Regions from separate parts of the Homo sapiens genome. Here all the other regions are linked to region 4. A link is a loop called in an ENCODE intact Hi-C map of the cell type or tissue named here. Cell type or tissue: PC-3. All regions are shown on one strand. Region 1 has its middle 84 kb from the start of LINC01907. Region 2 has its middle 59 kb from the start of LINC01907. Region 3 overlaps FBXO36 (F-box protein 36). Region 4 overlaps CAB39 (calcium binding protein 39). Region 5 overlaps CAB39 (calcium binding protein 39).

Region 1 (5,000 bases), 180 kb after region 4:
CAGTTGGAAATGCAGACATCAACCGTCTTCTGCATTGATCTCGCTAGGGGCTGCAGACTGGAGCTGTTGCTATTTGGCCATCTTGGAAGTGACCTTCTCTTCTCTTCTCTTCTCTTCTCTTCTCTTCTCTTCTCTTCTCTTCTCTTCTCTTCTCTTCTCTTCTCTTCTCCCCTCCCCTCCCCTCCCGTCCTCTCCCCTCCTCTCCTCTCCCCTCCCCTCCCCTCCCTTTCCTTTCTCTTTTTTTCTTTCTCTCTCTTCCTTTCCTTTCCCTTTCTTTCTTCCTTTGTTTCCCCTTCATTTCCTTCCTTCCTTCCTTACCTCCCTCCGTCCCTCCTTCCTTCCCTCCCTCCCTCCCTTCTCTTTCTCTCTCTTTCTTTCCTTTCTCTCTCTCTCTCTTCCTTCTCCTTTCCTTTCCTTTCCCTTCCCTTCTCTTCCTTCTCTTTTCTTCTCTTTCTCTTTCTTCTGGGCTTCACTCTTTTGACCAGACTGGAGTGCAGTGGCATGATCACAGCTCACTGAAACCTGCCTCCCAGCCTCAAGCAATCCTCCCACCTCAGCCTCCTGAGTAGCTGGGCCACAGTTGTGAACTGCCATGCCAAGCTAATTTTTGTATTTTTTGTAGAGACAGGGTTTTGCCATGTTGTCCAGGATGGTGTTGAGCTCCTGGACTCAAGAAATCTGCCTGCCTCGGCCTCCTAAAGTGCTGGGATTACAGGTGTGAGCCACTGCAGCCAGCCAAAAAATCTCTTCTTATAAGAAGAAAGAGTGTAAATGGGTTGAGAATGACAATTGCAAAAGGAGTCACTGGGTGTCATATTGAAATGACTTCACAGTTTGGGCTGCAAGTGTTTTGATGGTGTCTCTGGTCAATATGTCTGTCTTAGCCATGACCTGGAAAGTTCTCTAACTTAAGAGTTTAAGACAACAAGTCCAGGCGCAGTGGCTCATGTCTGTAATCCCAGCACTTTGGGAAGCTGAAGTGGGCAGATCACTTGAGGCCAGGAGTTCAAGACCATCCTGGCCAACATGGTGAAACCTTGTCTCTACTAAAAATACAAAAATTAGCTGGGCATGGTGGCAGGCACCTGTAGCTCCAGCTACTTGGGACGCTGAGGTGGGAGGATTGCTTGAACCCGGGAGGCGGAGGTTGCGGTGAGCTGAGATCACGCACTCCAGCCTGGGTGACAGAGTGAGACTCTGTCTCAAAAAAAAAAAAAAAAAAGACAACAGAAAATTAATAGATATAGGAAGCCCCAAGATGAACTTCTGATTTCTGATTCTTCTTGAGTCAAAACTCACCTGAGCAGGGCTTTGGAATAGTTACTTCTCTGGTCCCACCTGGATTTCTCTTTCATTCTGTTCCAGTTCAGCCCATTTGGTTCCAGGTGTCCTACAGAGATGCTGCCCTGCCCTGTGTAGCTGGGAACTCCCTAACTCAATGTTCAATGGCAGGAACATTTCAGTCTCTGTGCCTGCAGCTGTTCCAAGTTAAATAAAACCCTTTTTCAGCTGTGATGGAGAGTACTTTGCTCTAGTGCTTTCTGCAAAAATACTTGTTGCCAGTTATTTATAAGTTTGGAAATGAAATGATTTTTTTTTCTTTTTTCTTTTTTTTCCAGACGGAGTCTCGCTCTGTCACCCAGGCTTGAGTGCAGTGGCGCCATCTCAGCTCACTGCAACCTCCACCACCCGGGCTCAAGAGATTCTCCTGCCTCAGCGTCCTTAGTAGCTGGGATTATGGGCATGTGCCATCACGCCCGGCTAATTTTTGTGTTTTTAGTGGAGACAAAGTTTCACCATATTGGCCAGGCTGGTCTTGAACTCCTGACCTCAGATGATCCGCCCGCCTCGGTCTCCCAAAGTGCTGGGATTACAGGCGTGAGCCACCCCGCCCGGCTAAGGGAATTCCTTTCTTATGATGTGTGTTTATTACACACAAATATAAAGGGCATTAAACTTCCTGTGTAACTCCCTTAAGCTTCTTCCCTAAGGCTTGGAGATTTTCTCTTTTAGCATTTTACTCTTGTGAGCTGTTAAAGTCCCCTGGCAACTTTATGAACTGATTAAACACTCTCTTCAACTTTTCATTTCTTCTCCAAACAACAGTGAAAATGGAAATAATGGCAAAAATAGTTACCATTTATAGAGTACTTACCACAGGCCAAGAATTCTGTTCTTTTCACATACTTTTAAAAATTTATCTTTCAGAAAAATGCTATAGTTATTTATATTCTCATATAAGGAAACAAGCATGCAGAAAGTAATGTACCCTAGGCCAGGTGTGGTGACTCACACCTCTAATCCCAGCACTCTGGGAGGCCGAGGTGGGCGACTCACCTGAGGTCAGGAGTTTGAGACCAGCGTGACCAACATGGAGAAACCCCATCTCTACTAAAAATACAAAAATTAGCTGGGCGTGGTGGTGTGCACCTGTAATCCCAGCTACTTGGGAGGCTGAGGCAGGAGAATTGCTTGAACCCAGGAGGTGGATGTTGCAGTGAGCTGAGGTAGCACGATGACACTCTAGCCTGGGCAACTGAATGAGACTCCATTTCAAAAAAACAAAACAAAACAAAACAAAAACCACACACACTCACAAAAATGAAAGTAATGTGCCCTAGGCCACTCAAAGTAAATGACAGTTTTAGAAATCCAACCAATGGCTGCCTGACTCCAAGGTGCCTTGATTCTAACCTCAGTAAATTTTCAGATCTGTCTCTTCCAGGGCTCACTGCAGCCAGAATACTTTCTGAGCTGGAGCGATAGTGACCAGAGCCAAATTCACCTTCATTGTAATGAAATTAAGTCAAGGGCTAGTGTTGCCCAGTGGATGGAGGATTTCCGCCTTCAGATAGCAAGCGCTCTAATGACCTCTGTTTCACTGATCAGTGCCCATCGAGGTTGCCTCTTTAAAAATTATTTACAGGGGCCGGGCGTGGTGGCTCATGCCTGTAATCCCAGCACTTTGGGAGGCCGAGGCAGGTGGATCATGGGGTCAGGTGATTGATACCATCCTGGCTAACATGGTGAAACCATGTCTCTACTAAAAATACAAAAAAAATTAGCTGGGCATGGTGGCCGGCACCTGTAGTCCCAGCTACTCGGGAGGCTGAGGCAGGAGAATGGCATGAACCCGGGAGGCGGAGCTGGCAGTGAGCTGAGACTGCGCCACTGCACTCTAGCCTGGGTGACAGAGCGAGACTCCATCTCAAAAAAAAAAAAAAAATTATTTACAGGGGCCAGGTGCGGTGGCTCATGCCTGTAATCCTAGCACTTTGGGAGGCCGAGGCAGGCAGATCACCTGAGGTCAGGAGTTCGAGATCAGCCTGGCCAATGTAGTGAAACCCCCTTTCTACTAAAAATACGAAAAAAAATTAGCCAGTCATGGTGACTGGTGCCTGTAATCCCAGCGACTCTGGAGGCTGAGGCAGGAGAATTGCTTGAACCCAGAAGGGGGAGGTTGCAGTGAGCCGAGATCTCGCCACTGCACTCCCACCTTGGTGACAGAGTGAAACTCCATCTCAAGAAGAAAAAAAAAAATTATTTACAGGGAGGTCCAAGAGATATCCAGCATCATGGAAAGAATTTATTGCTCTGCATTAGATAGTCTCAGATGACTAATGCCAGTGAAATGGATGCATCTCATGATGATGAATTTTTTTTTTTTTTTTTTTTGAGATGGAGTCTCGCTCTGTCGCCCAGGCTGGGGTGCAGTGGCGCAAGCTCTGCTCACTGTAAGCTCTGCCTCCCAGGTTCACACCATTCTCCTGCCTCAGCCTCCCGAGTAGCTGAGTAGCTGGGACTACAGGCGTCCGCCACCATGCCCGGCTAATTTTTTGTATTTTTTAATAGAGACGGGGTTTCACAGTGTTAGCCAGGATGGTCTCAATCTCATGACCTCGTGATCCACCCACCTCAGCCTTCCAAAGTGCTGGGACTACAGGCGTGAGCCACTGCGCCCGGCCAATGATGATGATTTTTTTTAGGTGGAGCTTATTTCTTGACTTTGTAACCAAAATGTCAGAATCTTAGACTTTTCTTAAAAGATGTTTTTATTCCTCTGGTGGGTACAAGGAGCCATCTTTCCTGGTTACACTCTGCTTGTAATGAAAAGCCCTTTTCTCAAAACTTGACTAGACTCCAGATGTACCTTCTTCTTTGGGAACTTGAAAGAAATGCAAATTCTTTGGCCTCGAACCAGATGTACTGAATCTGAGACTTAGGGGGCGGGGCCCCACAATCTGTGTTTTGAGAAGCCCTCCAGGTGAGTGAGCTGTGCGCTCAAGTTTGAGAAGCACAGGGTGTAGTCACTCACACAGCTCCTCTTGCCCACTCACCCTCCCAGGCAACGTCAGCCACCCCCGAGGCTTCAGTGGCTTCCAGATCTGATCTGCAGCCCAGGCTGCCTTTCTTTTTTTTTTTTTTTTTTTGAGACGGAGTCTCACTCTGTCGCCCAGGCTGGAGTGCAATGGCACGATCTCGGCTCACTGCAACCTCCGCCTCCTGGGTTCAAGCAATTCTCCTGCCTCAGCCTCCAGAGTCGCTGGGATTACAGGCCTGTGCCACCACACCCGGCTAATTTTGTATTTTTAATAGAAACTGGGTTTCTTCATGTTGGTCAGGCTGGTCTCAAACTCCTGACCTCAGGTGATCTGCCCGCCTCGTCCTCCCAAAGTGCTGGGATTACAGGCGTGAGCCACCGCGCCCGACCCGGGCTGGCTTTCTGAGCTGTAGACTTATTATAAACACCTGTCCAATGACACTGCTACTTGGATATGTCACAAGGACCTCAAATTCAGCATCTTAGTAAGTATTTATGTTTCAACTTAAGTGGTGTTTTCTCATTGGACTAGGTTTGTCTGACTTGCCATCTCTGCTATTACCCTGTATTAAAATTCCTTATGTAAACTATGCGTTCCACCACACCAGGAGCTCCGTGAAGGCAGGGATGGGATCGGTTTAGGTATGGCTCACTTAGGATCACAGCTAATATTAACTGT
Region 2 (5,000 bases), 160 kb after region 4:
CAGTGCTCACTAGACCTGGTTAAAATCTGGGGATGGCCCACAGTTTTTCCAGGACCTTTTAGTTATAAGAACAGACTCCTTTTAATAATTAAAAAAAGTCTTATCTCTTCTAATATTCAATATTTTATCCTACTAACGCCCTCTACCCTGCTTCAGCTGGGGCCTGTCTTAGTCCAGGAACTGTGGGGAGTGGTCTGATCGCTTTTCTGACTCTCAACCTCTGGTCTCCTTCGCCACCTGTTCTTTTGGTCTCTGCAGGACTAGAGTGGGCAGGGGAAGAGAGGTGAGGGGCAGGAAGGGCTTTGGTTGACCTGCTCTGTTGTAATTTTAAGTGGGAACTCCAGGGAACTGGATGACACCTCCTGCTGCCCAATTGATCACCAATGCAGGGTCCCTGCTTTCTGGTTCATTCCCCTGCTTTACTTGCAGCAAGTTCTCCTGGGCAGAGTCTCTCTCAAGGAGACCTGGCCCAGCTCCTTTCAGCGAGCCCATCTCTGGCCTCTGGGAGATGCACATCCATCCTTGTCCCACCAGGCTCTGGAAGTGCAGGCCCTTTCCACCACCGTCATGTCTCTTCCTGTATTTGCCAAGCAGGGTGAGTTCCAGCCATGGCCTCCAGGCTATAGATTCTTTGGGTGTGGCTTCAGTCCCGAGTCCTTCGTGTCTATCTCTCCAAGGGATTCCTTATTTTTTAATTTTTAAATTTATTTTTATTTTTTGAGATGGAGTCTCGCTCTGTAGCCCAGGCTGGAGTGCAATGGCGTGATCTTGGCTCACTGCAACCTCTACCTCCCGGGTTCAAGTGATTCTCCTGCCTCAGCCTTCCAAGTAGCTGGGATTACAGGCGTGTGCCACCATGCACAGCTGATTTTGTATTTTTAGTAGAGATGGGGTTGCATCATGTTGGTTAGGCTGGTCTCGAACTCCTGACCTCAGGTGATCCACTCGCCTCAGCCTCCTAAAGTGCTGGGATTACAGGCACGAGCCCCTGCAGCCAGCCTCCAGTGGATTCTTTTAAAGCCCCTCACTTGGCTTGAGATGGTACAATCTGCCCTGTGTTGCCAGCTTGTCAGCTGGGAAGCTTTGGGCTGCAAGAATGCCAGATCTCAGTTAAACTGGTTTAACTATAAAGCCTTTGACTGTAAGACATTCAATGTTTCAGGGCAGACTGATCTTGCGGTTTTAAGACATCTCCCATGACCCAGGACCTTTGAGTCTCTCTGCTCTGTTGCCCACCCTGTTGGCTGCATCTGAAGATGGCTGTTGCCAGATGTAATCCAAGCCTTATGCTTTCTGGTTCATGTCTAGTGGCTCACATCCTTCTCGAGGAGCCCTCTGTCCCACTATTCTAAGAGAGAGTGCTGAGAGCCACTCCGATCGGCCCAGTTAAAGATGTGTCCACCTCCAAACCAACGACTTATGGAGGATAAAATAAAAAATGCTGATTGGCTAAGCCATCTCAATGGTTTCCTGTATGCAGAAGGGGTAAACGTACAAACGAAAATTTGGGTATTGTTAGGAAGAGGGGAATGGATGCTGAGTAGACAACTGCATTAGTTTCCTGGGGCTGCCGTAACAAAGTACAGTCATGCATCGCCTAACAACGGATACGTTCTGAGAAATGCATCATGAGATTTCATCATTGTGTGAACATCATAGGTTGTATTTACACTAATCTAGATGGTGTAGCCTACTGCTGGTACCTAGCACACCTAGGCTACATGGTGTAGCCTACTGCTCCCACGCTATGAACCTGGACAGCATGTTACTGTATTGAATACTGCAGGCAATTGTAGCACAATGGTATTTTGTATATCTGTTTTCTTTTGTTTCTTTCTTTTTTTTTTTTTTAGACGGAGTCTCGCTCTGTTGCCCATGCTGTAGGGCAGTGGCGCTACCTCGGCTCACTGCAACCTCCGCCTCCCAGGTTCAAGAGATTCTCCTGCCTCAGTCTCCCGAGTAGCTGGGACTATAGGCATGCACCACCACGCCCAGCTAATTTTTGTGTTTTTAGTAGAGATAGGGTGTCACTGTGTTGGCCAGGATGGTCGTGATCTCTTGACCTCATGATCTGCCCACCTTGGCCTCCCAAAGTGCTGGGATTACAGGGGTGAGCCACCACGCCCGGCCCAATTTTTATTTTTATAGCCTATTTTTACTGTAATTTTCTATGTTTAGATATACAAAATACCACCGGGTGTGGTGGCTCACACCTGTAATCCCAGCACTTTGGGAGGCTGAGGTGGGCGGATCACGAGGGCAGGAGATCCAGACCATCCTGGCTAACATGGTGAAACCCCGTCTCTACTAAAAATACAAAAAATTAGCCGGGCTTGGCAGCAGGCGACTGTAGTCCCAGCTACTTGGGAAGCTGAGGCAGGAGAATCACTTGAACCCGGGAGGCAGAGGTTGCAGTGAGCCAAGATCACATCACTGTACTCCAGCCTGGGGACAGAGTGAGACTCCATCTCAAAATAAATACATAAATAAATAAATAAATAATAAAAATAAAATTTCGTACACCTCTATAGGGCACGTGCCATGAGTGGAGCTTCCAGGACTGGAAGTTGCTCTGGGTGAGTCGGTGAGTGACTGATAAATGAATGTGAAGGCCTAGGACATTACTGTGCACTGCTGTAGACCTTATAAACACTGTACATTCGGCTACAGTAAACTTATAAAAAATAAAGTAATTGCACAACAATGTACAATGGTTATGATATCATTAGACAATAAAAATTTTTTCAGCTTCATTATAATCTTATGGGACAAGCATTGTGTATATGATTCATTGTTAACCTAAACATTGTTACTCGGCACCAGACTGTACCCAAAACTGGGTGGCTTAAAATAATAGAGATTTATTGTTTCACAGTCCTGGAAGCTAGAAATCTGAGCTAAAGACGTCAGCAGGTGGTGCTCCCTGGGGGAGAACGCTTCCTTGTTTCTCACAGCTTCTGGTGTTGCTAGCAACCCTTGGGGGTTTTTTTTGTTTGTTTTTTTTTTGAGATCGAGTCTCCCTCTGTCACCCAGGCTAGAGTGCAATGGCGCGCTCTCAGCTCACTGCAACCTCTGCCTCCTGGGTTCAAGGGATTCTCCTGCCTCAGCCTCCTGAGTAGCTGGGACTACAGGCATGTGCCACCATGCCCAGCTAATTTTTGTATTTTTAGTAGAGACGGGATTTCACTATGTTGGCCAGGCTGGTCTTGAACTCCTGACTTCAAGTGATCCATCCGCCTTGGCCTCCGAAAGTGCTGGGATTACAGGTGTGAGCCACCACTCCCGGCCGGCAACCCTTGGCATTTCTTGTCTTGCAGCTGTACTGCTCCAGTCTCATGCCATCTTCTCCCCGTGTGTCTTCACATTATTTTCGCTCTGCATATGTCTGTGCTCACAGAGTTTTCCCTTATAGGACATCAGCCATATTGGATTAGAGGCCCGCCCTACTCAAGTATGACCTTGCCTTAACTAATCTGCAGTGACCCTATTTCCAAAACGGTTATGTTCTGAGGTAGTGGAAGTTAGGGCTTCAATATATCTTTTTTTGGGGACACAATTGAACTCATGACAACAACAAACATCTACTTAAAACTATTCTCACAGCCAGGCACTGTGGCTCATGCCTTTAATCCCAGCACTTTGGGAGGCTAAGGCAGGAGGATGGTTTGAGGCCTGGAGTTCAAGATCAGCCTGGGCAACAACATAGTAAGGTCTTGACTCGCCAAAAAAAAAAAAGCTTATGCCTGTAATCCCAGCACTTTGGGAGGCTGAGGCGGGTGGATTGCGAGGTCTGGAGTTCGAGATCAGCCTGGCCAACAAGGTGAAACCTGTCTCTACTACTACTAAAAATACAAAAAATTAGCCAGGCATGGTGGTGCGTGCCTGTAATCCCAGGTACTTGTGGGGCTGAGGCAGGGGAATCGCTTTAACTCAGGAGGCGGAGGTTGCAATGAGTGAAGATTGCACCATTGCACTCCAGCCTGGGCGACAGAACAAGACCCCGTCTCAAAAAAAAAAAAAAAAAAAAAAATTAGCCAGGTGTGGTGGTGTATGCCTGTAGTCCCAGCTATTTGGGGAGGCTGAGGAGGGAGGACTGCCTGAACCTAGAAGTTCAAGGTTACAGTGGGCCATGATTACACTATTGCACACTAGCTTGGGCAACAGAGTGAGACGCTGTCTCAAAAAAACAAAAAAGCAATTCTGGATTTAATGTGATGAATAAATTACATGATTAAATTAAACAATATTGTGACTGGGCGTGGTGGCTCCTGCCTATAATCCCAGCACTTTGGGAGGCTGAGGCGGGTGGATCACCTGAGATCGGGAGTTTGAGACCAGCCTGACCAACATGGAGAAACCCCATCTCTACTAAAAATACAAAATTAGCTGGGTGTGGTGGTGCATGCCTGTAATCCCATCTACTCAGTGGGCTGAGGCAGGAGAATTGCTTGAACCCGTGAAGCAGAGGTTGCGGTGAGCTGAGATTGCACCATTGCACTCCAGCCTGGGCAACAAGAGCGAAACTCCATCTCAAAAAACAAACAAACAAACAAACAAACAAAAAAACCCCAAAAACCCAAAACCAAAAACCACAAAACAATATTGTGCAAAATAAGCTATGTGAATCGTTTCTTTTTTTTTTGGAGACAGGGTCTTGCTCTGTCACCCAGGCTGGAGTGCAGTGGCATAATCATGGCTCGCTGCAGCCTTGAACTTCTAAGCTCCAGCAATCCTGCATCCTCCCGCCTCACCCTCTCAAGTAGTTGGGACTACAGGCATGTACCACCACACCTGGCTAACTTTTAAATTTGTTTTGTAGAGAAAAGGCCTCACTATGTTGCCCAGGCTGATCTCAAATTCCCGGGCTCAAGTGATCCTCCCACCTGGGCCTCCCAAAATGCTGAGATAATGAGTGTGAGCCACCATGCCTGACCAATCTTGTCTATTTCTTATCAGCAGTTTTACTTAAAAGAAATATTGACCATTTCTGAAGTTATTAA
Region 3 (5,000 bases), 790 kb after region 4:
CTACCAACACCAGGCAACACAACACTCCCTCGTGCAAGGGAAAATGTGTTATTCTCCACCTTCACCCCCACCCCACTGCGGCCAAGTCCCATCAGTCACTGTCAACATCTGGATGAAGTTTGTTGCCTCTAGTTAATTCCAATTCATCTCTATTTATCTATGTATGTATTTATTTATTTTTATTTTTATTTTTGAGATGGAGTTTTGCTCTTGTTGCCCAGGCTGGAGTGCAATGGCGCAATCTCGGCTTACTGCAATCTCTGCCTCCTGGGTTCAAGTGATTCTCCTGCCTCAGCCTCCCAAGTAGCTGGGATTACAGGCATGCGCCACCACACTGAGCTAATTTTGTATTTTTAGTAGAGACAGGGTTTCTCCATGTTGGTCAGGCTGGTCTTGAGCTCCCGACCTCAGGTGATCTGCCCACCTTGGCCTCCCAAAGTGCTGGGATTACAGGCGTGAGCCACTGTGCCCAGCCTTATCTATTTTTTTATCTATCTATTTATTTTTTTTAGACAGAGTCTCACTCTGTTGCCCAGGCTGGAGTGCAGGGGTGCGATCTCGGCTCACTGCAACCTCCGCCTACTGGGTTCAAGTGATTCTGCTGCTTCAGCCTTCCAAGTAGCTAGTACTACAGGTGCACACCACCATGCCTGGCTAATTTTTGTATTTTTTTTTATAGAGACAGGTTTTCGCCACGTTGATCAGGCTGGTCTCGAAGTCCTGACCTTGTAATCTGCCTGCCTCAGCCTCCCAGAGTGCTGGGATTACAGGCGTGAGCCACCGTGCCCGGCCGGAAGTTGTATTTATAACTTTCTCCCTCTACCATCACCCCATCTTCTGTCTGTCTTTAGCCAGCACTTCAGCTCATCAAGATGCTACCCCTGGTGATGTGATCCAAACCTTCTCCAATTCCTGCAAGGTGTGAGCACTTCTTGGTCTTGAAAGTAGAAGATGTTCTATTCTTCTATTAACTTTTGCCACTGCACACCATAAAAAAAGAATGAAACCATGTCCTTGCAGCAGTGTGGATGCTGCTGAAGGCTGTTATCCTAAGCAAAGTAACACAGAAATGGGAAACCAAATAGCGCACATTCTTACTTGTAAGTGGGAGCTAAATCTTGGGTTCACACAAACATAGGCATGATTGCTGTCCCCTCATAATGGAGCACCAGGGCAGCCTCCCTGGCCCATACCCAGCTTCCCCCTGCCCATCCTACCTCCTATCCCAAACAGCACCAGCCCTGGCCAGCCCTGTTGTGCTGTGCCCCCCTGTGTCCTGACTTCCTCCTGGGGAGGAAGAAATGTGTAAGTGTGACCTCTACCTCCTGACACCACTACGTTCACTTCTGAACAGAAAGCAGTCACCACTCCTTCCTTCCATACTTCATGATCTTCTAAAAGTACTCCAATAAGGGAAGAGAATGAATTACAAATAGAAATGAATAGTACAATAAGGCATAATTGCTTAAGATCCTTTCTGCGCAAACATCAACACAACAGCTATTATAGTCACATAATGGTTATTGCTAAACAGCAACACTGAATCATATGATATCTACAGACCTTAAAGCATTTTGATGTTAGAAGGGTCACTCATTATCTTATCTCTCCTTCAACAGTCCTTCAAGGTTTAGTTCCTCTACTCAGATTACAACCTATTCTAAATATAAACAAAGGAAAACTTTAAAAATGTCTTAATATGAAAAACAGATCATTTGACCTTCCTTTAAAAGATCTGAACTCCAGCACCAATGTGGATTACTATCCCATTACTAGCACAGTACATTTCAGGATATCAATGTGTCTTGTAATAGAGATTATGGGTGGAAACTACAAGATTTGGGGGGAAAGGAAATAATTCTCAAAAGAGCTAAAATTTCCACTAGTATAACTTCATTTATGACTCATCAAATTTTATACTGAAAATATTTACAGTTTTGTTTTATATTATAAGTTCGTGTACAAAATACCCCCATCTATGACTCCCAAACCCTGACGATCTTTTGCTTAGTAGTTGCCAGGTTGCAAAACGAAAGGTTCTATAGTTTTGGCTACTCAGATCCAAAGCCCAGCTAACCATGGATTTAGCGCCCCCCGGTGGTGGTGCATGAATTTTGCATACATAAATTGTCAAGTTGAAGAGAATCTTAGGGCTTATCTATTTAAAACCTCTCCCTTTGCAAATAGGAAAACCAGGGCTGAGAGAAGAGAAGGGAGAAGGATGCTGTTCCAGGTTCATGCTGGGGAGTGGCTGAGCGAAGAACAGAACAGAACCCAGCTCTCCAGCCTCCTGCTTATTTAAACACACCACACTGCCTGCGCAGTGATGCTAGGAGATCTCCTCCCGCAAGCTTCCAGCCTTCTAGAGTCCCCTGAGACATTTGATCTGTACAACCTTAATATCGATTGGTCAAATTCTTGGGCCAGGATGAGCACAGTGGCTCATGCCTGTAATCCCAGCACTCTGCGAGGCCGAGGTGGGTAGATCACTTGAGGTCAGGAGTTTGAGACCAGCCAGACCGACATGGTGAAACCCTGTCTCTACTAAAAATACAAAAATTAGCCAGGGGTGGTGGCAGGCTCCTGTAATCCCAGAACTTTGGGAGGCCGAAGGGTGGATTATTTGACATCAGGAATTCGAGAACAGCCTGGCCAACATGGTGAAACTCTGTCTCTACTAAAATACAAAAATTAGCCAGGTATGGTGGCATGCGCCTGTAGTCCCAGCTACTTGGGAGGCTGAGGGAGAATCGCTTGAACCTGGGAGGTAGATTGCAGTAAGCCAAGATTGCTTCACTGCACTCCAGCCTGGGCAACAGAGCGAGACTCTGTAACAAAAAAAAAAAGAAAATTGTTGGACCAAACCCTTAGAATCAGGTTGCTGTAAACACAAGAAAACACATTAAGAGCACAAGTGCTGGTTCCACCTCAGATCTACCAAGCCAGATGCTCAGGGGATGGGCCTGGCATCTGTGTTTCCACCTGTGCCCCAGGGGCTTCACCTGCTTGGCCAGACATGGGAATTATGATCATAGAGGGTTTGTAGACATGAGGAAAAAATCTCTCTCTCCACAGCCAACAAAGGACAGAGGAGTGGTTTTCTTCCTAAGTGGTTCTCCCGGTGATTCCTGAGTCACAATCAGGATGAATGTGTTTATATGCCTGTCATGACCATCTCTTTCCCGGCCTGGGCCTCAGCCTTCTCATCTAGCTGCACTGGTGGTTTCTCCAGACTTATCTACTGCATTTTGGAGGAAATGGATAGCATCAAGGCCTGGTGCTATCAGGGGCAAGCCACTAGGCACCCCAGGCAGGTGCCCAAATGGCAGCACACCTTGGTGAACTTGTCTCAGTCCGAGACTGGCCCCACCCTGACAGGTGTGGAGCTCTACTTTCCAGTATGCTGGTTGCTCATCCACAGCTCCAGGCTGCAGGCTCCAGGCCTTGGTCAACATAGAATCAGAGCAAAGGCAGAAAGCTGGATGATCCTGATTGCTGGTGGCATTAAGTATAACTGGATACTTCCATCCTCAACTGTGGAATAGCACCATGGACTCCCTGGGCTGGGGTGCCTTTCACAGAGTCCCTACACAGTCTGGCTCTTGGGAATGTGTCTTTATGCTTCTAAGGCAGAAGCGATACTACGGCGTCAGGTCTGGCCGTGGGAGCCTTTCTGTCTCGTAGAGGTGACCCTGCACACCGCACTCTTAACAGGCTCCATGAAAACAACACCTTGACCATGTGCCTGCAGATCTGCCTGCTACTCCCCAGCCCCTCCCACTTCATTCCCAGCCATATTCTTCCTTTGCTCTGCTCAAGAATGTAAGCTCCTTAAAGGCAGGGACACGTGCATCTTTTCACCTTCAAGTCCCCAGAACCTACCACTGTGTCCGGCCCACAGCAGGGGCTCAGTAATTACATACTGACTGCACAGAGCCCTGAAGTGTATCCATATATCACTCGGTCCAGCAGTCGGGTGCCTGAGGGAAACTCCCTGGCCATATGACCTCGGGCACATCAGTTAGACTTGCTGAGTTTTAGCTTCCTTATGAATAGGATGGCAGGGCGCAGTGGCTCACGCCTGTAATCCCAGCACTTTGGGAGGCCAAGGCAGGCAGATCACCTGATGTAAGAAGTTAGAGACCAGCCTGACCAACATGGCGAAACCCCGCCTCTACTAAAAATACGAAAATTAGCTGGGCATGGTGGCATGCGCCTATAGTCTCAGCTACTTGGGAGGCTGAGGCAGGAGAATTGCTTGAACCCAGGAGGCAGAGGTTACAGTGAGCCAAGATTGTGCCAGCCTAGGCAACAGAGCAAGAGTCTGCCTCAAAAAAAAAAAAAAAAAACTAAAATAAAATAAAATAGAATGAGGATAATAATAGTATCTACATCTAAAGATTTCTATGAGAACTAAATAAAAAATGTAATTAGAAAACTTAGTGGAATGCTAGACATACAGTAGGTGCTCAATAAATGTTCTTATGGGCTGGGCGTGGTGGCTCACATCTGTAATCTCAGTACTTTGGGAGGCCGAGGTAGGCAGATCACTTGAGGTCAGGAGTTTAAGATCAGCCTGGCCAAAATGGTGAAACCCCATCTCTACTAAAAATACAAAAATTAGCCAGGTATGGAGGAGGACACCTGTAATCCCAGCTACTCAGGAGGCTGAGGCAGGAGAATCACTGGAATCTGGGAGGCGGAGGCTGCAATGAACGAAGATTGTGCCACTGCACTCCGACCTGAGTAACAGAGTGAGACTCCATCTCAAATAAATGAATGAATGAATAAATGAATGAATGAATGAATGTTATAGTCTGTGACCCAAGGTACATACTTATTTCCTTTTTTCCATATGCATGGAGGCGCATATTATAGTCCCAGTATACTACCTATATCATGCATATTTCAATATATTTCTTTGAGTATTTTAAATAGTTACACTTAGCAATTTTTTCTACAGATAAACATGCAATGCAAATTGTATATAAAGTATGGAG
Region 4 (5,000 bases):
GAATTTTGGACATATTTAGAGCATTTTTTTTTTTTTAAACAGAGTCCCACTCCGTCGCCCAGGGTGGAGTGCAGTGGAGTGATCTCGGCTCACTGCAACCTCTGCCTCCCAGGTTCAAGGGATTCTTATGCCTCAGCCTCCTGAGTAGCTGAGACTATAGGCGCATGTCACCACAACTAATTTTTTGTATTTTCAGTAGAGACGGGGTTTCATCATGTTGGCCAGGCTGGTCTCAAACTCCTGACCTCAGGTGATCCACCCACCTCAGCCTCCCAAAGTGGTGGGATTACAGGCGTGAGCCACCATGCCTGGCCTAGAGCAGTTCTAATTTCCTTTAAAGACTCAGCACCTGTTCCAGGGCTATGGATGAGCCACATGTTTGGAAATTTTTGTGTGCAGAGCACGTTTTCTGGGAGGGCGCTCTTGCCACATTCTCAAAGGAAAGCATGAACCATAGATCTATTCTTCTTTTCCATTATAAGAATATGCTCTGCAAACAGGAGACTAGCAGCAAGACAGGAGAGGAGCAGCAACGTGTCCCTCCTTGTCAGCGCCTCTGGTGTGCAGCTGTAAGGCTGTTCCTGCTGGTCTTCCTTTCTTCCCTGACTGGAGTTTCTTTCAGGGAGGAGTAGGAAGGTGACTTCCACCTGTCTGCTAGTTTAGCTACCCTGAAATTATGATGGGAGGTCTGTCCTCTCTTTCACATGTTGTCTTGGCTGTAGACTCTGCTTAATTTTGTTTCTTGGAGAACCCTCTTTTGGGGGGCCTCTCCTCTCAGCTCCTTCCTTTCCATGCAATAAGGAGCACCTGAGATGCACAGTCCAGGCCAGCTCCCCAGTGCTCTCTCTTCCAGAGCTCACCCTTAGGACACTACCTTGTTTTATGAAGCTTCCTCTTTATCAAGTAGGGGTGACCTGCCTGGCTGCCCAGTCTCCCTCTCTGGCCACCATGACCTGATAGGGCTGCTTTACCCATAGCGATCCATCACTGCCATTTTCTCCTTGGTGAGAATTATCAAAAGAAGTAACCCTAACTGAAATGAAATTATCAGCCAGGCCAGACGAGACTCACTGCAAATCCCATTTCCAGCACATAGTCAGTACATCTCTCTCACCTCTGAGCCACCTTTGCCATCTGTGCCAGAAGCATGTCAACCACATCCTGACGGGGTCAGGGGTCTTGCTGCATTCTCCCACACCACTGCTGCTCAATCCTCTTCCTTCACCCTCATGTGGCCAGAGTACTGCCACCCTCAGGCTCCTGGCTGTCCTTCCACACAGGGGAATCTCTCTTTGACACATGGTGCTGCTACACCGCCCTTCATGGCAGGTCTGCTACTTCTGAATGGGACATACCCTTCCACCGATGCATTATAAGCATGAGTCCTAGCCCACCAACTGTGGTGACACCTAAGACATCATATTGATCACTCTATGTTATAATCTCAAATTCATTTTGTTTTGCTTTGTACACCTACATACAAATATCTGGGTCCTCACCTGAGGCTTTCAACTCCCTCTTTAAGAGTTTTGGGAAATAAATTCCTGGGGAGCTCTCATACTATGACCTGATTCTCATTCAATAAATCCCTGGGGGCCTTATGACCTGATTCTCATTCAAGGTAAAACCCTAATGATCAGGTCCCCAGGTTTCATCCTATCTTTAGGGCATTCATTCACTCTGAGGTGGGACATATTTCACCCAGAGACCAAAGTGTGTGCTCATTATTTCAGGGGCTTTTCATAATCATGAAAATGAACCCTCAGAAGAAAGGTGGCCACTTCTCACTGTGATAGTGTTCATGGTTTCTGAGCATGGTCGTCTGCATATCAGTATGCTAAATACTGGTGTGTATATATGTATTTTCTTTGGGCTGTGTGTGTGTGTGCGTGTATACATTTTTTTTTTTTTTGAGATGGAGTTTCGCTTTTGTTGCCCAGGCTGGAGTGCAATGGTGTGATTCTCGGGTTACCACAACCTCCGTCTCCTGGGTTCAAGCGATTCTCCTGCCTCAGCCTCCCGAGTAGCTGTGATTACAGGCATGCGCCACTACGCCCGGCTGATTTTATATTTTTAGTAGAGACGGGGTTTCTCCATGTTGGTGAGGCTGGTCTCGAACTCCCGACCTCAGGTCATCCGCCCGCCTCAGCCTCTTAAAGTGCTGGGATTACAGGCACGAGCCACTGCGCCTGGCAAGTATTGGTTTATATTAAAACAGTTCTAAATATTTATTCATAAGGTTAGGCAATTTATATAAGGGAATGTAACCTACAAACGCTTGCTCTCATTGTAAAAGACTCCTGCTTTATTCATAGATTGTAAACAGCATAGAACCTTGTAACTCAAAACAAGAATCTGCACGTTGTACAGTGCTGTCACATCATGTATGTATTTAATTTATACAAATATACACCAAGGGAGGAAAGGTAGATGGGGGAGCGGGGAAGATACATTATGATTTGAATAGTGTGGGTGATTCTGTCCACGCTCTACATTTAATCGACATGATCCAGTGTGAGCAGAGATGGGAGAGGTGAATCCACTGTTTCCTCGGGCCTGTCCACAATGTGAGTATCTCTGTCCTGAATGTGGTCCTAATATTTCATGAAGTGTATATTCCAAATTAACATAAACCTGAACAGAAGCCAACTACTTCATCTGGTGCTTAACCAAAGAAACTGCTACACAATGTTTCAAACACAGGAGAAAACCTGGTTGTTACATATGCTGTACAGTATACCATACTTAATTATAATTTAACAGCAAAGTAGAATTTTGACCACACAGGACTTTTGTCTTTTAGATAGACTTTAGAATCTAACTTTTCCACCCTTTTAAAGCTGTGACTTTACTGCATATACCTCTATCACACAAACATATACAAAATGTATCTTTCTCTTCCCACTAGAGGGCAGCCACGTGTAGATTTAGGAGGGCAATGAAGGTTTAGAAAAACAGCACACCTCTGACTTTCAAGGATATTTAGAATTCTACAGTTTTTGTTACCTTGAATGTGGCAAATGCATCTGAAGCTATGTCAAATGTTGACATTTCGACATATCTGAAGAAATCATAAAACTGTTCCGACCACAAAATGATTTTTGCAAGTGGTTCATGTCTGATGCATTCTCTTAACATTATTCCACAATTTAGAGCTATTTCTGGAGATTCATACCTGCAAAAACAAAAAACCAAACAAACAAACCAAACATGATTGCTTTTTCAAAACTCCAACACTGAACAGTTCAAACTTTCAGGCCAAAGACAGTTTTCAGACATGTATCCTAACTAAATGACCATCGCAGATTACAGAAGGTATTTCAGTCGGAGCAGAGCATGTGCTCAGGTAAACTGACTCCAGAGTGCAAACACACACTGGTTGGTGATGACCGCCTTAAACCAAAGAAAAATAGCCATACGAGTGACTGTGTGACTAAAGGTTCATTATTTAAGCTGAAAGATTTCAAGAGAAGTATTTCGGGTCATACCACTCCATACAGGGGTTAGCTTTTACAGATGGTGCTCTTGACACTCAGAAAAACCAAAAGCTAAATCAAAAAACAGAAAACAAAATATTTCCCCAAATTCAGAATATCTAAATAGGTCTACAAACATATAGAATTTATACCTTGTTGTTTCAATTCAATACTCAAGATAGTACTTGGAGACTCTCAGCCACATGTAAACACTACCAAGCTGATAAGCCTCCTCCTGAGGACTTCACAAAGTGTCCCCATCAGAGAGCCCAGGGGCCACAGAGCAGGCAGACCCCCCTCATCAGCTCTCTGCACACAGCCTTCCCTATGCTCATCTCCATGTCTCTGGCTTCTTCCTTCCCCGCCATTAGAGAGACACCTCTCAGCCAAGCAAGAGGCATTTCCCCTTCAGATGTGCACAAGCCCTCTGACTGGACTCTTCCGCCCCCTCAAACACATCGCTCTCTTCTACTTCCTCTCAAGCTGCATGCACTGGCTTTCTTTCCACCTCACATTCTCCTCTAGTCATATTCCATTTCCCAACACACTAGTGAAATAACGGGCCAGCAAAGATTCCCTCTTGGCTAAATAGAGTCTTCTACTCAAGTGTCCTGACAGTGCTGTAAAAAACCAAAATAAAACCTTTCATGTTCTCCTTTCTATCTCTCTGACTGTTCCCATTTCTTGCCTGGCTGAGGTCTTCACCTGTTGCCTACAGCCTGCTAATGAAAGCCCATACAATCTCATGGCTCCCACCATGACTACTAACCCCACCTCCATGTCTACTCCTGAATTAGTTAGGCATTTTCTGTTGCCTCTGGACAACTTCCGTTAAAGGGCTACCATAAACTCAACGTGTCTCAAATCAAATCTCATCCCCCTCCATAAAATCACCCCCACCCCCCTGCTTCCTCATTTCTATAATTTGGCATCATTATTTTGTTTCAGTTACCCAGTTCTAAACCAGGTCTAACAGAAATTTCCATGTTCTGTATCTGTGCTGTTCATTATGGTGAGATTGGCCACATATAGCTACTGAGCACCTGAAATTTGTCTAGTGTGACTGTGGGGTTGAATCATAAATATTATTTAATTTCAATTAATTACATGTGGTTAGTAGCTACTATATTGGACAGCCCAGTTCTAAACCTTTCCTTCTTTACTCCAAATCTTCCCAACTTCAATGTCAGGCTTCAAAAGCCTTCAAAGGCTTTTAAAAATATTTTTCTGATTATCTTAGTTTCATTTCCTTTTATTCATTCCCACTGCTACATTAATTCATACCTGGACAATTGGAAATGATTCCTAGCCAGCACCTTTGTTCAAGCTCTGTCATAATAAATCTACCCAACACACAAGTGTATCAACAGCATTTCCAGCTTGGGAGCTTAAAATGATTTCTTCTAGCTAATCAAATAAAGACAAACTTCTGGACTTAACTATCCAGTCTTCCTCTTATTAGATCTCCTGTTCTAGCACAATGTCACCTCCCAACCTGCCACACAACTTTCAAATTCTCTCCTT
Region 5 (5,000 bases), 61 kb after region 4:
CTACCTTTCCATATATTTCATAAATGTGATCTTAAATTATGTTAAGTTTTAATAGTCACACCACACAGCTAAAACACTTTCTACTGAGCAATTTAATTGACCCAAGTCTTTTGTACATGTTGCATAGGAAGCCCCATCTTCAACCATTGTATACTACTGCAGGGGTCCCCAGCCCCCGGGCTGTGGAGTGGTACGGGTCCAGTGACCTGCTAGTAACAGAGGAGGTGAGCAGTGGGTGAGAGAGCATTACTGCCTGAGCTCTGCCTACTGTCAGATCAGCAGCAGCACTGGATCTCACAGGAGCGTGAACCCTATTGCGAACTGTGCATTCGAGGGATCTAGGTTGTCCACTCCTTATGAGAACCTAATGCTTGATGGTCTGAGGTGGCACAGTTTCATCCTGAAACCATCCCCTGCCCTGCATGTCCCACCAGCCCTAGTCCGTGGAAAAACTGTCTTCCACGAAACTGGTCCCTCATGCCAAAAAGGTTGGGGTCTGCTGTATTACTGCATTTTGGGACGTGCCAGCAGGACTGAACAATTATTCCTATTCAATTCCTTCTGATTTAGACTCAGTATGTAGTATGGCATTTAAATTTTTTTACTTGGATCTTAATGCTGTTATCCAGTATACATCAGCTTCCCCTACCAGATTCCTGTCAACTACAAATCTGATTAGCAAGTCACACAGGTTTTCCTTTACTTCCTATTAAAAGTATGAATAGGTCAGGGAAGAGAGTACTGGAGCTTTCCAATAAAGCCTCTCTTCAATCTGTATTTTGTGTACAGTCATTAAATAACCACGAGGCCACCAGGCCACCTAACTGCATTATAGTATCACTGGTGGCGTACAGACTACTTTGACCTCATGACCCATGATGCACACATATTCATAAAAAGAAAACAAGAGTCACCAAATAGCACTTATACTTACTATGTAAAATTATACTGACATTCTTTATTCTATTTTGTTCTATCCTAGCCCTACTCCTTCCCTTCCTTGTAAATACTAGTCATAACCCACTAAGGGGATTTTATAAACCACTGATAAGATCGAACTTGCAGTTAGTAGAAGATTTAAAATCAATCTGAATAGCTCTTTTATACTAATGATAGCAACCATATTCACAATGCTGAACTTCTCCAATTACGGCAAAGCACAAAGACTTTATCATGATTTAAGACTTCAAATTAGAGGCTGGAGGTGGTGGCTCATACCTGTAATCCCAGCACTTTGGGAGGCCGAGGTGGGCGGATCACCCGAGGTCGGGAGTTCAAGACCAGCCTGACCAACATGCAGAAACCCCGTCTCTACTAAAAATACAAAATTAGCTGGGCGTGGTGGCGCATGCCTGTAATCCTAGCCACTTGGGAGGCTGAAGCAGGAGAATCGCTTGAACCCGGGAGGCGGAGGTTGTGGTGAGCAGAGATCGCGCCATTCCACTCCAGCCTGGGCAACAGGGCGAAACTCTGTCTCAAAAAAAAGACTTCAAATTATAGTTTCATATTACAAAGCATTATTTATTTAGAAACATCTGTAATACATGACTGATTTCTCTGAATATGTTAAAGGTCTTTTATCAATACAGATCTGCCATCTTTAGTTTTACCTACAATGATTTATTCACAGATACCCTAACAAATTAAGAGTTAAATTATCATATCTTTAGAACTAGTTTCAGAAAACGGGAACTTCAGCTATTTCTAGACAAATTAGCACTGTATTTTAAAATACAAAAGGTTAATCAATGTCCACATTTTAAAAATATCTATTTTCCTTCTGGTTAAATTTACTCTCACTTGCTACAAGGCTGTGTAAACATAGTCCATATGATCATGGGCAAACATCACAGCCTCACCCACATTTCGGTAAATAAGAAAAGCAAACAGTGAATCCTGCTCTTTTATAGAGATAATTCCTTTAAAAGAATACCTAAACAAATGAGAAAACTTGAAAGTTCAAGTATGGGGAAAAGGCCTTCCATAAAATTATTTTTGTGTCAAAGAATTAAGGTAGATTGGAAATGCTATGGTTCTAAAGTCATACCTGAGAGTGGTGAAATGATTTTTAGTTTTTCCTTTTAGTCATTCCAATGAATAACTATTCTGAAAAAAAGTTTTATTTGCAAAATTTATAACCTTAAACTTATTTCTACAGCATCAGATGTAAACCTGGAAAATCACTCTCCTTCAAGGTCTAAGCATTGCTATTTCTGTTCTGGCCAAATGCCCACAAAAGCACAAACATGCCACAAAACCAGCCTGAGCTAAACCACCATAGTAGGAGATTGGAAGGTTTCTTTTTAAACTGCTCAAAGGCTGTCGTATGGTGGTATTTAGTGTAAACAGACTTTTTCCAGCAGCAGTATTTAGAGTCACAGAATGCACAAGTACACAGCCCTGTAGATGATCACATAGAACATTCTACCCAAGGATAATTTCTGCTGAGAATTTTCCTAACCAATCAACATATTCTTTCCACTCCACTCCTCCACATCAACACACTAACTGGCATATGAAGCCTTGATCCTGATGAAATAATGAGGCTAAACAACACTGAACTTCAGAGGAAGTAACCAAACCTCATTTGCCAACTGACTGGTATGATCAAATATAAAAGCTCTTGCTTGTGTTTTTGGAGGAAAAAAGTTCCCAATCATACAGCCTAAACTCAGCTCATAAACCAAAAGATGAGAACTAAATGGCATGAATGATAAGTGGTACATATTCGCTAGGTGTTTCAGGACTTAGAATACAGCTGGGGAGAAAGGCACAAATACAGAAGACTTAAATCCATGGAAGACTAATAGGTACAGACAGGGCACTGTGTGCTGAAGGTCCCAGACTTCAGCGGAGACGTTTCTTGAACTGCGTTGTGTAGAATGAAAAATTTGGATAAGGGTCAGAAAATGTTTCACTGGAAGACTTTATGCAACAGTCTGAAGCATGATAAGGCGAGAAAAATGACTTTGTAATTTCGTCAAGCTCTGATGGGTAATAAAGTATCGGGTGAAAAAGCAGGCAGAAGGTGAAAAACCCAAGTGCTGTTTACAGAATAACCACATACCTTCTTTTATTGCTCAAAGAACATTCCACACTTTATGGAGTGGTGCTTTCCAGGTAAGTGTTGACATCATAATATAGTCAAACTGGAAAACTTGCTTTTTAATCTCAAAGCAGTATCTAAAATGCACAACAAAAGCATCTTATATCCAAGGGAACATAAAAATTTAAGTTTTAGTGAGAGGCCTAAAACCATTCAGGAAGAGGTACAATGGATACATTTACTTACATTAAAAACTTATTTTCCTCTACAAAAATTTTGAACATGGCATTTTATTTTTCCTTTACTATTTTGGCAGAAGAATATTACTAACACAAGTTAATGTGAGGACTAAACAAAATATTCGTGACAGCGCTCTGTAATCTCTAACAAACAGAGATGATCATTTTCGTGCAGGCCTCAAAAATCTATCCTTTGGATTTTTCTATCTCCCCAAATGCTGGGGTTATTGTTAACCATACGGCCAATCTCTCAGACTCATAGTGGCTTGAAAAGGAAGTTACATTGTTTAAAATTAGATTTTCTGCAGGTGTCCTGAGAGGGTAGCGGGGAGACAGGGTGAGCTTGTTCCATAACAGTGGGAGAACAGCAATCCAGGCACTGAAGTTTTGTCAAACTAAAATGACAGTAGCCATGATTCTGATAGTGGCTTTTAAGCCCATTCTAAGATCTGCAGCAGGTGAGGGTCTATCTTCTCTTCAGCCCAAACACCTCACTCTTATCAGTTTTACATATTGGGTTTCAGTGTCATCAATTTAAAAAATTTTTTCTAAAAATTACTTTAAAACTGTGTCTATTAAAAATGTCTGCATGTTGGGTGCAGAACTAGTTTCTGAGGAAAACACTAACCTGGACTCCAAGTCAACTTATGTAACTAGATTTGAAATCAAGTCCTGGTTAAGTTTTGAAAGGCAGATATTAGTGTTGGTTGCCATTCGAGCCAACTGTTAAAGCCAGAGCAGCTACCAGACACTCTAACCTTGGACCTCTCTGGTACTCAATTTTAATTAAAAGGTTGGCAGCATGAATCATTATAAAGGGCCACTTCCACAGCTCCAGAGCATCAGAAAAATGATTTAATTAAACTGCACTCTGGCCTAATACTATGTCTTTTACGTCTTGTACTAAGATACCTTAAACTTGAACTCAGGTACTTCATTTTTACAGACACTGTTGAGATCAGAGAAGGGTCAAGTTTTTGAGATTTTTTGACTCCCCTCCTTCCCCTCCTCCTGACCACGATTTGAGAAGTATATTAAGGACCCAGAGCTCGCATTAATAAAGGATCCACAGGGTCTCGATTACAGAAAATTATGCTTCTCCTAAGTGGTTGGCTTTCTTTTTATCTCATAAACTGTCTTGGATTTGCTCTTTCTTTCTTTGTTCTGGCTACTCAAAACTCAAAGCCAAATGTGTAGCTAGTGTAAAAGACATGCATTTGATACTAACCTTGTCCTGAGAATAATTTCATCTCTCCACTTTTTCCATTGCTTTTTATCTAACTCTCTGGGGTGACGTGGAAGATGAGACAGAAGGGGAGAAGAAAAAAAGAGAGAAGGAAACATATCCCTAATTTTCTCCATTTCCCTAAAATGACAGGCAAAGGACATGAAAAAATCTAATTTTAGCACGAGGGTGTAGCTTTTATCCTTACCACCATGCTAAATTTGTTAAATACTGTAAGATCTAGCATGTCAATATTCTCACTGCTGTAGAAATAGGTAACAATGTTACAGGGACATCCTGTCTGGGAAGAGATTACTACATTAAGTCAAACAGAGAAAATGTGGTAAAGCCATCAACATGTACAATGTGCAGCAAAAGAGGAGACTTCCACCATTTTTCTTGAGAGTCAAATACTTTCTATCCATGAGTAACAGCATACCAGCCCATGTGAACATGAGAGATGGTCGGCATAACTCTTCCATCTCTCAAA

What was found. Hi-C counts contacts between places; a loop is a spot of excess contacts. Peaks named below come from ENCODE experiments on the same cell type or tissue, not always from the same donor. Only the 100,000 strongest peaks of a DNase experiment are listed, where the experiment ranks them.
Region 1: it touches region 4 in a loop (12-fold over the local background); 25 of 110 quality-filtered maps call a loop at or near these places.
Region 2: a loop joins it to region 4, with 7 times the contacts of the local background. A loop is called at or near these places in 10 of 110 quality-filtered maps.
Region 3: a loop joins it to region 4, with 14 times the contacts of the local background. A loop is called at or near these places in 15 of 110 quality-filtered maps.
Region 5: it touches region 4 in a loop (7-fold over the local background); 9 of 110 quality-filtered maps call a loop at or near these places.

What each region holds. Positions count from the first base shown.
Region 1 is chr2:230,614,351-230,619,350 of GRCh38, reverse strand. No RefSeq gene overlaps it. Among named protein-coding and RNA genes, the nearest start is that of LINC01907, 84 kb to the left of the region's middle. RefSeq lists an enhancer at 4,046-4,165. In PC-3, no CTCF peak of the experiment used is centred here; a DNase peak (open chromatin) is centred at 1,970; H3K27ac peaks cover 1,761 bases.
Region 2 is chr2:230,638,539-230,643,538 of GRCh38, reverse strand. No RefSeq gene overlaps it. Among named protein-coding and RNA genes, the nearest start is that of LINC01907, 59 kb to the left of the region's middle. In PC-3, no CTCF peak of the experiment used is centred here; a DNase peak (open chromatin) is centred at 2,728; H3K27ac peaks cover 1,433 bases.
Region 3 is chr2:230,005,455-230,010,454 of GRCh38, reverse strand. The region is part of intron 3 of FBXO36 (F-box protein 36); the gene reads right to left. Among named protein-coding and RNA genes, the nearest start is that of SLC16A14, 61 kb to the left of the region's middle. RefSeq lists a silencer at 3,477-3,666. In PC-3, a CTCF peak has its summit at 2,091 (motif pointing left); a DNase peak (open chromatin) is centred at 2,084; H3K4me3 peaks cover 277 bases.
Region 4 is chr2:230,796,904-230,801,903 of GRCh38, reverse strand. CAB39 (calcium binding protein 39) reads right to left here. Exons shown (of 9, transcript NM_016289.4): 5 at 3,007-3,175. Among named protein-coding and RNA genes, the nearest start is that of ITM2C, 66 kb to the left of the region's middle. In PC-3, a CTCF peak has its summit at 2,911 (motif pointing right); a DNase peak (open chromatin) is centred at 2,993; H3K27ac peaks cover 2,034 bases.
Region 5 is chr2:230,735,990-230,740,989 of GRCh38, reverse strand. All of the region lies in intron 1 of CAB39 (calcium binding protein 39), which reads right to left. Among named protein-coding and RNA genes, the nearest start is that of CAB39, 26 kb to the right of the region's middle. In PC-3, no CTCF peak of the experiment used is centred here; DNase peaks (open chromatin) are centred at 839, 1,849 and 3,029; H3K4me3 peaks cover 2,659 bases; H3K27ac peaks cover 4,921 bases.